2 separate regions of the Homo sapiens genome follow, and region 2 is linked to region 1. Evidence: chromatin contacts called from ENCODE Hi-C data. All regions are on one chromosome and are shown on one strand. Each heading gives the region's core, a stretch centred on a gene start or an enhancer-like site at or near the end of the contact. The rest is flanking DNA. Distances are from core to core; before and after follow the strand shown.

Region 1 (4,869 bases), core at 796-3,295:
AAACATGCACTTTTCTCAGCCTTCATTATCATTCTAGTGAAGGGGGCAGATGGTAAACAACTGAACAATTAAGTAAACATGACAATGTCAGATGATAAATCGTCTGAGAAAACAACAGAAGTGTTGAGAAGAGTGAGTGGGAGCAGGGAATGCTTTAGATGGGGTGGTCAGGGAAGGCTTTCTGAGAAGGGGACATTTGAACTGGAACCTGACTGATGACAAAATGCTGGCTCCAGGAACATCTGAGGGTAAAGCCTTGCAGGCAGGGAAGTGGCTGGTGCTACACAGTCCTGTGGTAGGAAGGAGCTTGTTTAACTTGCTTAAGAAGCAGAGAGACCAGCATGGCAGGAGCAAATGAGCGAGAGGAAGAGCGGTGGAAGATGAGGCCAGACGGTTCAATGCATCTCGAAGGGTCTGGAGACCATGTAAAGAGCTTAGTCTTTGTCCATTTGGAAGCCATAGAGGGTTTTAAGCAGGGAGTTGATGAAGTATTTTCCCAAGCAGATGCCTTTGGTTGTGTCAAGGGGAGGCAGGGGACAACGTACCCACAGGGTGGTGAGTTGGGGTTGCCTAAGTAGACTAAATAAACAACGATGGTGGCTACCAGCACCTCTCCCTTGACCCTTGATGGTGTACCAAGGTGGAGAAAAGACAGCAGAGTCGGGAAAAAATTTGGAGATCGAATCAAAGAGTCCACATAATTTGCACATGGCTCGGATACAGGCTGTGAAGGAAAAAAGGTGAATGGAGGGTTTTAGGTTGAGCAACCTGGGTCATGCCCCTCACTGAGATAGAGAAGACCAAGGGAAGAGTAGATTTCAAGGGGGAAATCAAGAGTTCTGTTTGGGTGGATTAAATTGGAGATGTCTCTTACTCGGACAGTGCCAAGGAGTCAGGCGGATAGAAGTCTGGAATTGGTGGCCGAGGCCAGTTTCCCACGGGGCTCCACCCGTACCCAGATGCCTCACAGGGGTGGGGAGGAAGTGTTGGCTCTCACAGGGCCATCCACTCTGGACAGCTGACTCAAGGCTGCTAAGAAGTCACTGCCAGTCCCCCAAACCCTATCTCTAGGCTAGGAAGGTGGCTTTGGAGCTGTCAGCATTCCAGTTGGACCTTCCTTCTGGAGTCCCTCCCTAGTAAAAGCAGATCTAGCTAATAACCCCAGAACCGAGGGCGGGAGTAGGAGATGTGAAATATGGGAATAATAATAAAAGCCTATGTTACGAGACTGCTTGTCTTGGTCCCGAGCTTCTTCATAAATAATCTTCACCTCAAATTGCCTACACACTATGGCAGATCAACAACATGGGTTCAACTAGCTCCATTTCATTGATGAGAAAATGGAGGTTCCAAAGAATTGAGTGACTTTCCCAAGGTCACGCAGATGATGAATCCAAGACTCAAACCTGAGCCCTCTGAGATCACACCTACTGCGCCCTGCTCAATAGTAAGCCATCTGCCGCCAGAAAGGTCTTATTTTGAGAGAGCCAGCAGCAAGGGCTCTGGAGCCAGATCACCAGGGTTCAACTCCTGACTTGACCACTTGAAGGTAACGTGAGCATGGGCAAATTAGTCAACATCACTTGCTTCTGTTTCCCATCTATAAAATGGGGACAGGAAGAGTGTTCACTTCAGAGGATCAACATTTATAAAGTGCTTAGAACAGTGCAGGAAGGGCTATACATGTGTTGGCTACTACTGTGCTCATTACTTTCATATACACTAAACAGAGACGTGGGGACTGCCTAGAATCTGGAGAGAAGATCCAGCCCTCTCATGTAAGATATGGAGAAACTGAGGCCCAGATAAGGGAATGGAGGCAGCCTCTTAGACAAGTTGGGCCCAAGAATCTGGCTGGTGGAGGAACTCTCCCTATTCTCTGAAAGTCACCCCAAGCCAGACTATTTTCAGGAGATGAACTTCCAAGCTCGATATACCCTTAATTCATGTGGAATTTCAGCTCTGGGCTCGGCTCCCAGGAGGAGCCCCTCCACCCCTTTATGAAAATAGAGCGGAGTCATTCGGCAAAACCTCAAGCTAATGCTTTTAAGGAACTGGCAGGTTGAAACAGGAAACTGTTCTAAGTAGAAACCACAGAAACAGCACATGCTTGCCGCTGCCGGCTGCCGCCTGGATCCTTGCCGGAGGCCCCAGGGATAGGGGAGCTGTAGGCCGTGCCACGTGAGGGGGCCTCAGGAACCTAGCCCTGGTGCTGCTGACCGTACGTGGCCATGTGACAGCAAATGCCACGTCTTGTGGGCATATTTAAAGGTCAAAGCAAGGTGGGGTGGTAACCAACAGGCTACCAGCATTAGACACACAGAAAGCTAGTGTCGGAGCAAACCTGCTCCTTTCTATGCAAGCCCCTCATGTTGTATCTGTTAAAACTGAGGCCCAGAGAGGGGAAGAAACTAGTCCAAGTCATCCAGCAAGGAGTGGTGAAGCAGGATAGGAAATCTAGACTTTCTAGCACCTAAGCCAATGCTATTTAACAACAGTCAGTGCATTTCCTGCCTTCCATCCATTCACCTCTTCCAATATAGGGTACTTTTCTGTTTTGTTTTGTTTTGTTTTGTTTTGTTTTAGAGATAGGGTCTTGCTATGTTGCCCAGGGTGGCCTCAAACTCCTGGGCTCAAGTGAGCCTCCTACCTCAGCTTCCCATGTATCTGGGACTACAGAAGGGTAATTTTGTAAGAGCATAAATTCCAGGTCAGAAGACCAGAGTTCAACAAAGACTCTGCCTATTCCCAGCTGAGTGATCTTAGGCAAGTTACCTAACCTTTCTGTGCCTCAGTGTCTTCTTCTCCTTTTCCTGTTAATAAAATGAGGGACAGTAACATTACTTATCTAATAGGATTTCTGGAAGGATTCAGTGTGATAATCTATATGAACCTCTTCGTATAGTGTCTGACAAATAGTAAGAGCTCAATAAAGTTTTTATTTTTTTCATGTATTAAATGCCCAGTAAGTGACAGCCACATTGTCACAAAGAGATCAGTCAAGTGTCGGGGACAGAGAGAGTAAATTTTGACATGTCTAGAAATGGCGCAAGAGAGGGAAGGATGCCATTAGGACTCTGGCATCCTGAAAAACCTGGCCCCAGGGAGGAGAGGGCTGCTGAGAGGAGTAGGCCAAACACCTCTTCTGGGCCGAGCGCGGTGGCTCACGCCTGTAATCCCAGCACTTTGGGAGGCTGAGGTGGGCGGATCATGAGTTCAGGAGTTCAAGACCACCCTGGCCAACATGGTGAAATCCTGTCTCTACTAAAGATACAAAAAATTAGCCAAGTGTGGTGGTGCACACCTGTAATCCCAGCTACTTGGGAGACTGAGGCAGGATCGTTTGAATCTAGAAGGTGGAGGTTCCAGTGAGCCGAGATCGCGCCATTGCACTCCAGCCTGGGTGACAGGGTGAGACTTTGTCTCAAACAAAACAAAACAAACACAACACAACACAACACAACGCAACACAACACACCTCTTCTGTGCAGAGATGAGAACCCATGCCCAAGGGTTTCTTTCCACCACAGCAGGTTTTTTTTGCTACTTTGGAGGATGATCCCAGTAAAGCATGCCCTGGTTTCCTGGGAGTGGGGACACAATGCACAGGGTCATCCCCACTCCAGAGCTGGAATGCCAACTGAGGCCATAAAACAGGATTTAACTATTTCTTATGAAACTTGGCACAAACTTTTGCTTTCAGTCTTTAGAACAATTCCCCGTCCCTCCACTCCAAAGATGCCTATGTCCTAATTCCCAGAGCCAGTAAACAGATCACTTTGCATGCCAAAAGGGACTTTGCTGATGTGATGAAGTGAACGATCTTGAGATGGAGAGATTATCTTGCATTCTACGCGTGGGCTGATGGGTCCGTGAAATTAGGAGGCAGAAGAGTCAGAGTGAGAGGAGGAGATGTGATGACTGAGGCGGAGGTCAGAGTGACCTGAGGCAGGGGCCATGAGCCAAGGCATGCAGGCGGCCTCCAGAGCTGGAAAAGATCAGGAAACAGATCCTCCCCTAGATCCTCCAGAAAGAACCAGCCCTGCTGACCCAGTTTAGACTTCTGACGTCCAAACAGGAAGATCATAAATTTGTGTTGTTTTAAGCCACTAAGTGTATGGTCATTTGTTATAGCAGCCTCAGGAAGCAAATATGCTTAGTCAATATTTAGTCTGACGTTGGTCACTGTAGCTCTATTCTCCGCTATGTGTAGTTTGAGTCTTATTTTTTGCATAATCCCCAAAATACGTAAAAGCTCCCCTGAGCATGACATACAAGGCCCTGCTTGCTCTGGCTCCTTCCTGGTACATGCCTCCTTTTCATCTTTTTTATCCTAGGACAGGGTCTTGGAGAAAACAGGAATATGTAAGGTGTGCCATGTGAGGTCTAGTCTTCATATTTCCCATGAAATATTCAATAAAGTCTAGATAATAATAACTAGTAATCCAGTATAGATTTTTATTTTTTTTTTGAGATGAAGTCTCACTCTGTCACCAGGCTGGAGTGCAGTGGCACGATCTTGGCTCACTGCAACCTCCGCTTCCCGGGTTCAAGAGATTCTCTTGCCTCAGCTTCCCAAGTAGCTGGGATTATAGGCATACGCCACCACGCCCAGCTAATTTTTGTATTTTTGGTAGAGACAGGGTTTCACCATGTTGGCCAGGATGTTCTTGATCTCCTGACATCATGATCTGCCCGCCTTGGCCTCCCAAAGTGCTGGGATTACAGGTGTGAGCCACCACACTCGGCCCCAGTATAGATTCTTTTGGGGTACTCAGAGGGGATCCGAACTCTATATCCATATGGGCTTTACAGTGTCATGCCCACAAAATGTGGCATTGTGATCTGGCTGTTGATGACAACAGCTCT
Region 2 (4,869 bases), core at 641-3,140, 2.6 Mb after region 1:
GCCTTTGTGATGGTCTTTGTGTCCCTGGCAAATGAGCGGTCACTGGCTGGGTGGCCACCACATTCACAGACAGGTCAGGTTTCAGGCTGTGGGGAGGAGCAGATTCTTACTTGGAAATTAAGGCCTTTGCCTTCCCCTATGGATAGAACTGGTGAATAGGTTTTATTCCCTTAGTGAGCTCAAAGAAATAAGAGTATAGTCCCAGACTTCCACTCTTCTGGTTTTAGAAAAAAAAAAACCCAAACCCTCAGTGTCTCCTAATTAGCTTGAGGCCATCACCCCATGAGAAGCAGGGGGATTCAGGACAGTTTAACTCTTTACTGCCTTACTAAGGAGATCTTGATCTAGGCCAGTGCCCTCCAAACTTCTGTCTTTCATGTAGCTCATTTGTGATTTGTGTCTACCCCCATGCCACCTTCATTATTATTTTCGTAGGGTTTTCTTTTCATTAGCTTATCTGTTAAAATTTGACCTCATCCTATATAATTATATCCATGAAATCATGGCTTTGATGTTCGTGTTTTTTTCCTATCCTGCATTAAAGTAAATAATGCAGGAGAGGAAAAATTTAATGTCCCTCTAAAAATGTCTTTAAGTTTGCCCATGAGCCCACCTGGCATGATCCCAGGTAGCTCATTTTGATCACTGGGACGTAAGCAGCCTGAAATGGGGTCACAGCTTAGTCTCCGCATCAGAAGAGCTGGGTTCAGGTGCCAGCTCCGCCCCTTCCCGGCTGTGTCCCCCAGGTCTCCTCCTCAAGGGACACGGGAAACTTAGAAGTTGATAGAGCACTGCAAAGTGCGGTGGAGAACCACTGTGCAAGCCCTGAGGAGGGGAACTGGGCCTCGCTCCTGCTGGGGAAGGTAGAGAAGGGAAGGACGGAGCCTGGAGTCTTCCCAGAAGGGAAGGACGGAGCCAGGGGAGAAGGGAGGGGGAGAGAAGAACCAGCCAGACCACAGGGGCTGAGACAGACAGAGAATTTAGGGACAGACAGAGGGGTCTACTGTTTGAACTTGTTTGTGTTGGTGCAGTATAAACCCTGTAGTGGTTAACTTTATGTGTCAACTTGGCTAGGCCAGGGGAGAAAGATAGTTGGTCAAACATTATTTTAGATGTTTCTGTGAACGTATGCCTTAGATGAGATTAACATTTAAATCACCAGACCCGCGTAAAGCGTATTGCCCTCAATAACATGGGTGGGCCTCGTCCAATCAGTTGAAGGCCTGAATAGGAAAAAGACTGACCTCCCCAGAACAAGAGGGAACTTGGCCAGCAGGCTCCCCTTGTCCTTGCACTTGGACAGCATCTGTTTCCTGGATCTCCAGCCTGCCAGCTCACCCTACAGATTTTCAACTTGCTAAGCCTTCACACCTGCATAAGCCAATTCCTTAAGCGCTCGCTCTTTCTCCTGTGTGTGTGTGTGTGTCTGTCTCTCTCTCTCTCTCTTTCTTTCTGCTAGTTCCTTTTCTCTTTTTTTTTTTTTTTCTTTTTTTTTTGAGACGGAGTCTCACTCTGTTTCCCAGGCTGGAGTGCAGTGGGGCAGTCTTGGCTCACTGTAACCTCCACCTCCCAGGTTTAAGCAATTCTCCTGCCTCAGCCTCCTGAGTAGCTGGGACTACAGGCGCGTGCCACCACACCTGGCTAATTTTTATATTTTTTGTAGAGGCAGAGTTTCACCATGTTGGCCAGGCTGGTCTTGAACTCCTGACCTCGTGATCCTCCCGCCTTGGCCTCTCAAAGTGCTAGGATTACGGGCATGAGCTACCACAGCCAGCCTAGTTCCTTTTCTCTAGAGATCCCTGACTAATACAAAGCCCACTCCACCCCTGACCATCCAGATTGTCAGCAATACCTTTTACACTCCCAAGTGGGGAGTGAAAACAAATGCCATCTGTACCTCAGCCAGCCACTTCAAGCCTCTGCCTTCACAGCCTCACTTCTTACCTGGGGAGTTTTAGAAAACCTTTCTTTATCTCACTGACATTTCCTTTTGTTAGGTACTATAGTTAGTTACATCGACTTTAACATTGTGGGTTGCGGAAGCAATACCCTCTGTAAGGTATTTTAGGGTTTCTCTTGTGGTTTATGGTTAAAAAAAATACAGGGGAGAGGCAGCCAGGGTTTTGAGGAAGGGTGGCTCAGCAAATTAGGAGATGGATGGAACTTTCCACGCTGGGTCTGGAAAGAGTTATTCCTTTGGAAAATAGTTTTCAAGACAAGTTTCTGGCTGAAAAAAAAATAGCTTCTGCATATTTGTGATTTAAAAATCTCTTATGGGGTGCTTGAAATTCTCAATCATGTTGTGGTTGATATGTTTGTAGAGGATAGCATTTATTTTGGTGCTTGAAATGTATACACTCCTCCTCACACATCCCTGGAAGGTGAGTGCTTTGGTCATCTTTATTCTGTAGAGGAGGAACTGAGGCACAGAGAGGCCGAGGAGTTACCCAGGCTCACACAGCTGGTAGGTGCTGGAGTCTGGGCAGGATTTGTCTGTGTCTGCATCCCATCCTCCCAACTTTTCCATCTCACCGATTCCCCCTTAGAACTGAAAGAGGCCAGGCGCAGTGGCTCACACCTGTAATCCCAGCACTTTGGGAGGCCAAGACAGGCAGATCGCCTGAGGTCAGGAGTTCAAGACCAGCCTGGCCAACATGGTAAAACCCCATCTTTACTAAAAATACAAACATTAGCTGGATGTGGTGGTGGGCGCCTGTAATCCCAGCTACCCTGGAGGCTGAGACAGGAGAATCGCTTGAACCGGTGAGGCGGAAGTTGCAGTGAGCCAAGATCGTGCCACAGCACTCCAGCCTGGGCAACAGAGTGAGACTCCATCTCAAAAAAAAAAAAAAAAAGAGAGAGAACTGAGAGACCTGCTGGGTTTCCCTTTGAGTGACAACATCTGTGTCCATCTAGAATGAATTCGTTCAGTAGTGGCTTCTTCTGTATTTCTGCCTAACCTTCTTGACCACATTGGTTTCATCCTCGTGCTTGCATTCTCACGGTAGGAAGCACAGGTGAAAGTACCAACTGTCTGTGTCTCTGTTACCAAGAAAGCAAAACCTTCCCCAGGAGCCGCCCAAGAGACACCCGCTTCCATCTCTGTGGCCAGAAGTCCCAGGGCTACTTCTGGCTGCAAGGGGGTCTAGAAAAGCTAAATGCTGTGAGCCCAGGGGGAGCATCTTCCACAACTATTGGAGTCAGCTCCACATGGTAGGGTTAATAAAAATTTCACATAGTCACTGAGTACAGTAATAGAAATACAGTATCTAGCAAGGACAGGTAAATGTGGCGTGTGGGTTCCCACACTGCATTTCCAGATGGACAGCATGGCTGGCCTATATCCAGAGGGGTCGGTCAGAATAGGGTGAAGGCTCTGGAGATCATTATCAGAGTGGAGTGGTCACAGGTCCTGAGGATGTTGGAGGACAGATTAAGGAGGGACGTGGTACTTTTTAAAAGTATTCAAAGGGTCACGGTGGCTCACGCCTGTAATCCCAGCACTTTGGGAGGCCAAGACGGGTGGATCACGAGGTCAAGAGATCGAGACCATCCTGGCCAATGTGGTGAAACCCTGTCTCTACTAAAAATACAAAAATTAGCTGGGCATGGTGGCACACGCCTGTAGTCCCAGCTACTCGGGAGGCCGAGTGAGGCAGGTGAACTTCAACCCAGTAGTTGGAGGTTGCAGTGAGCCGAGATCGTGCCACTGCACTCCAGCCTGGGCAACAGTGAGACTCTGTCTCAAAAAAAAAATGTATTCAGAGGATTGCAAGTTGGAAGAAGGATTAGGATTTCCACACAATAGCTAGTAAGGGATCAATGAGTGCCCAAGTGTGGAGGTGTTTCATTTACACTGTTATAAAGGTTTATTGTGCTGGTGAATACAGCCTCATCTTTCATTCAGTCATTCAGCAAACAGGTACTGCAGGTTTATCATGGCCCAGGTCCCATCTGGGGTAGACAGTTAGTCCATTTGTGAGCTATAACCGCCACCCTTAAAGAGCTCACAGACTCCTGGGAGAGAGAGATGTAGAAACAAAGAGATCGCCCAACAGAGTTATTTTAATCACTCCACTAAGCAGTGCTTAGAGTTGTGGTCTGTGGAAAATGCTACTGGCTGCTAGCTGGAAGGAATAGGCCCTGGCGGGGTGGGGGGTGTCAGGGCAGACTCCACCAGGAGACCTGACCTTTGATCTGGGCTTAGGAGCACGAGTTGAGGTGGGGAGGAGCACATTTCTTCCTGGAAGAAGGGCAGTGTGTTCAGAAGCACAGAAGCCTGAGGAGGGTGATGGGGTGGCTGCGGGCGATCAGCTGAGCTGGTGAGTGGGAGTGGGAGGAAGGACTGGGCCAGGTCTCAGTGCCGGCTCCCGAGGGCTTCAGTGGAGCCCGGTGCCTTCAGGTCCATGCCGTAGTTGTCCACCGCGGAGCAGTCCCGTGGGAAGGCCAGGGCAGCTGGACCTCACTCCTTAAAGAGGAATATTAATCACGAATACTTTGAGCTGCAGGTAACAGGAAACGCAACCAGCAGAGTCTGAAACCACCACAACAACGCACTTTGTTTACCTAGCAAGAAGCCTGAAGGTTGGCAGTTTCAGGGTGGGTTTGACAGCTCCACGATGTCTCAAAACAGCCAGACTCTTTCTTGTTCTGTCCTTAGCCTGGTGGCTAATCAGTGAAATACAGTGATTGTTGTTCTGGGAAGGCAGGGTAGGCAGGGGCAGTCAGCATCGAACTGAGCACCTAGGCAGTGCAGAGCCTCAGTCGGTCATTCCAAAAGTATGTAATGCCCCCCTCTGCTCTGTTGCACCAGAAGGTGGGCCCCAGAAGGTCTGCCCCAGGCAGGCAGAGGCAGTCTTCACAGGGACA

The links. Hi-C counts contacts between places; a loop is a spot of excess contacts on that map. Pooled maps may share reads with other maps.
Region 2: a pooled map shows a loop between it and region 1 (20-fold over the local background). The contact joins two enhancer-like sites. A Hi-C loop is called at or near these places in 2 of 50 pooled maps.

Annotation. Positions count from the first base shown.
Region 1 is chr22:32,721,691-32,726,559 of GRCh38, forward strand. The region is part of intron 6 of SYN3 (synapsin III); the gene reads right to left. Among named protein-coding and RNA genes, the nearest start is that of TIMP3, 78 kb to the right of the region's middle. Within about 2 kb of position 2,046, at least 21 of the 41 ENCODE cell types and tissues checked have a DNase peak (open chromatin) inside an H3K27ac peak, as active enhancers do.
Region 2 is chr22:35,306,806-35,311,674 of GRCh38, forward strand. The region is part of intron 1 of TOM1 (target of myb1 membrane trafficking protein); the gene reads left to right. Among named protein-coding and RNA genes, the nearest start is that of TOM1, 9.3 kb to the left of the region's middle. RefSeq lists a silencer at 2,431-2,500 and an enhancer at 4,317-4,596. Within about 2 kb of position 1,891, at least 5 of the 41 ENCODE cell types and tissues checked have a DNase peak (open chromatin) inside an H3K27ac peak, as active enhancers do.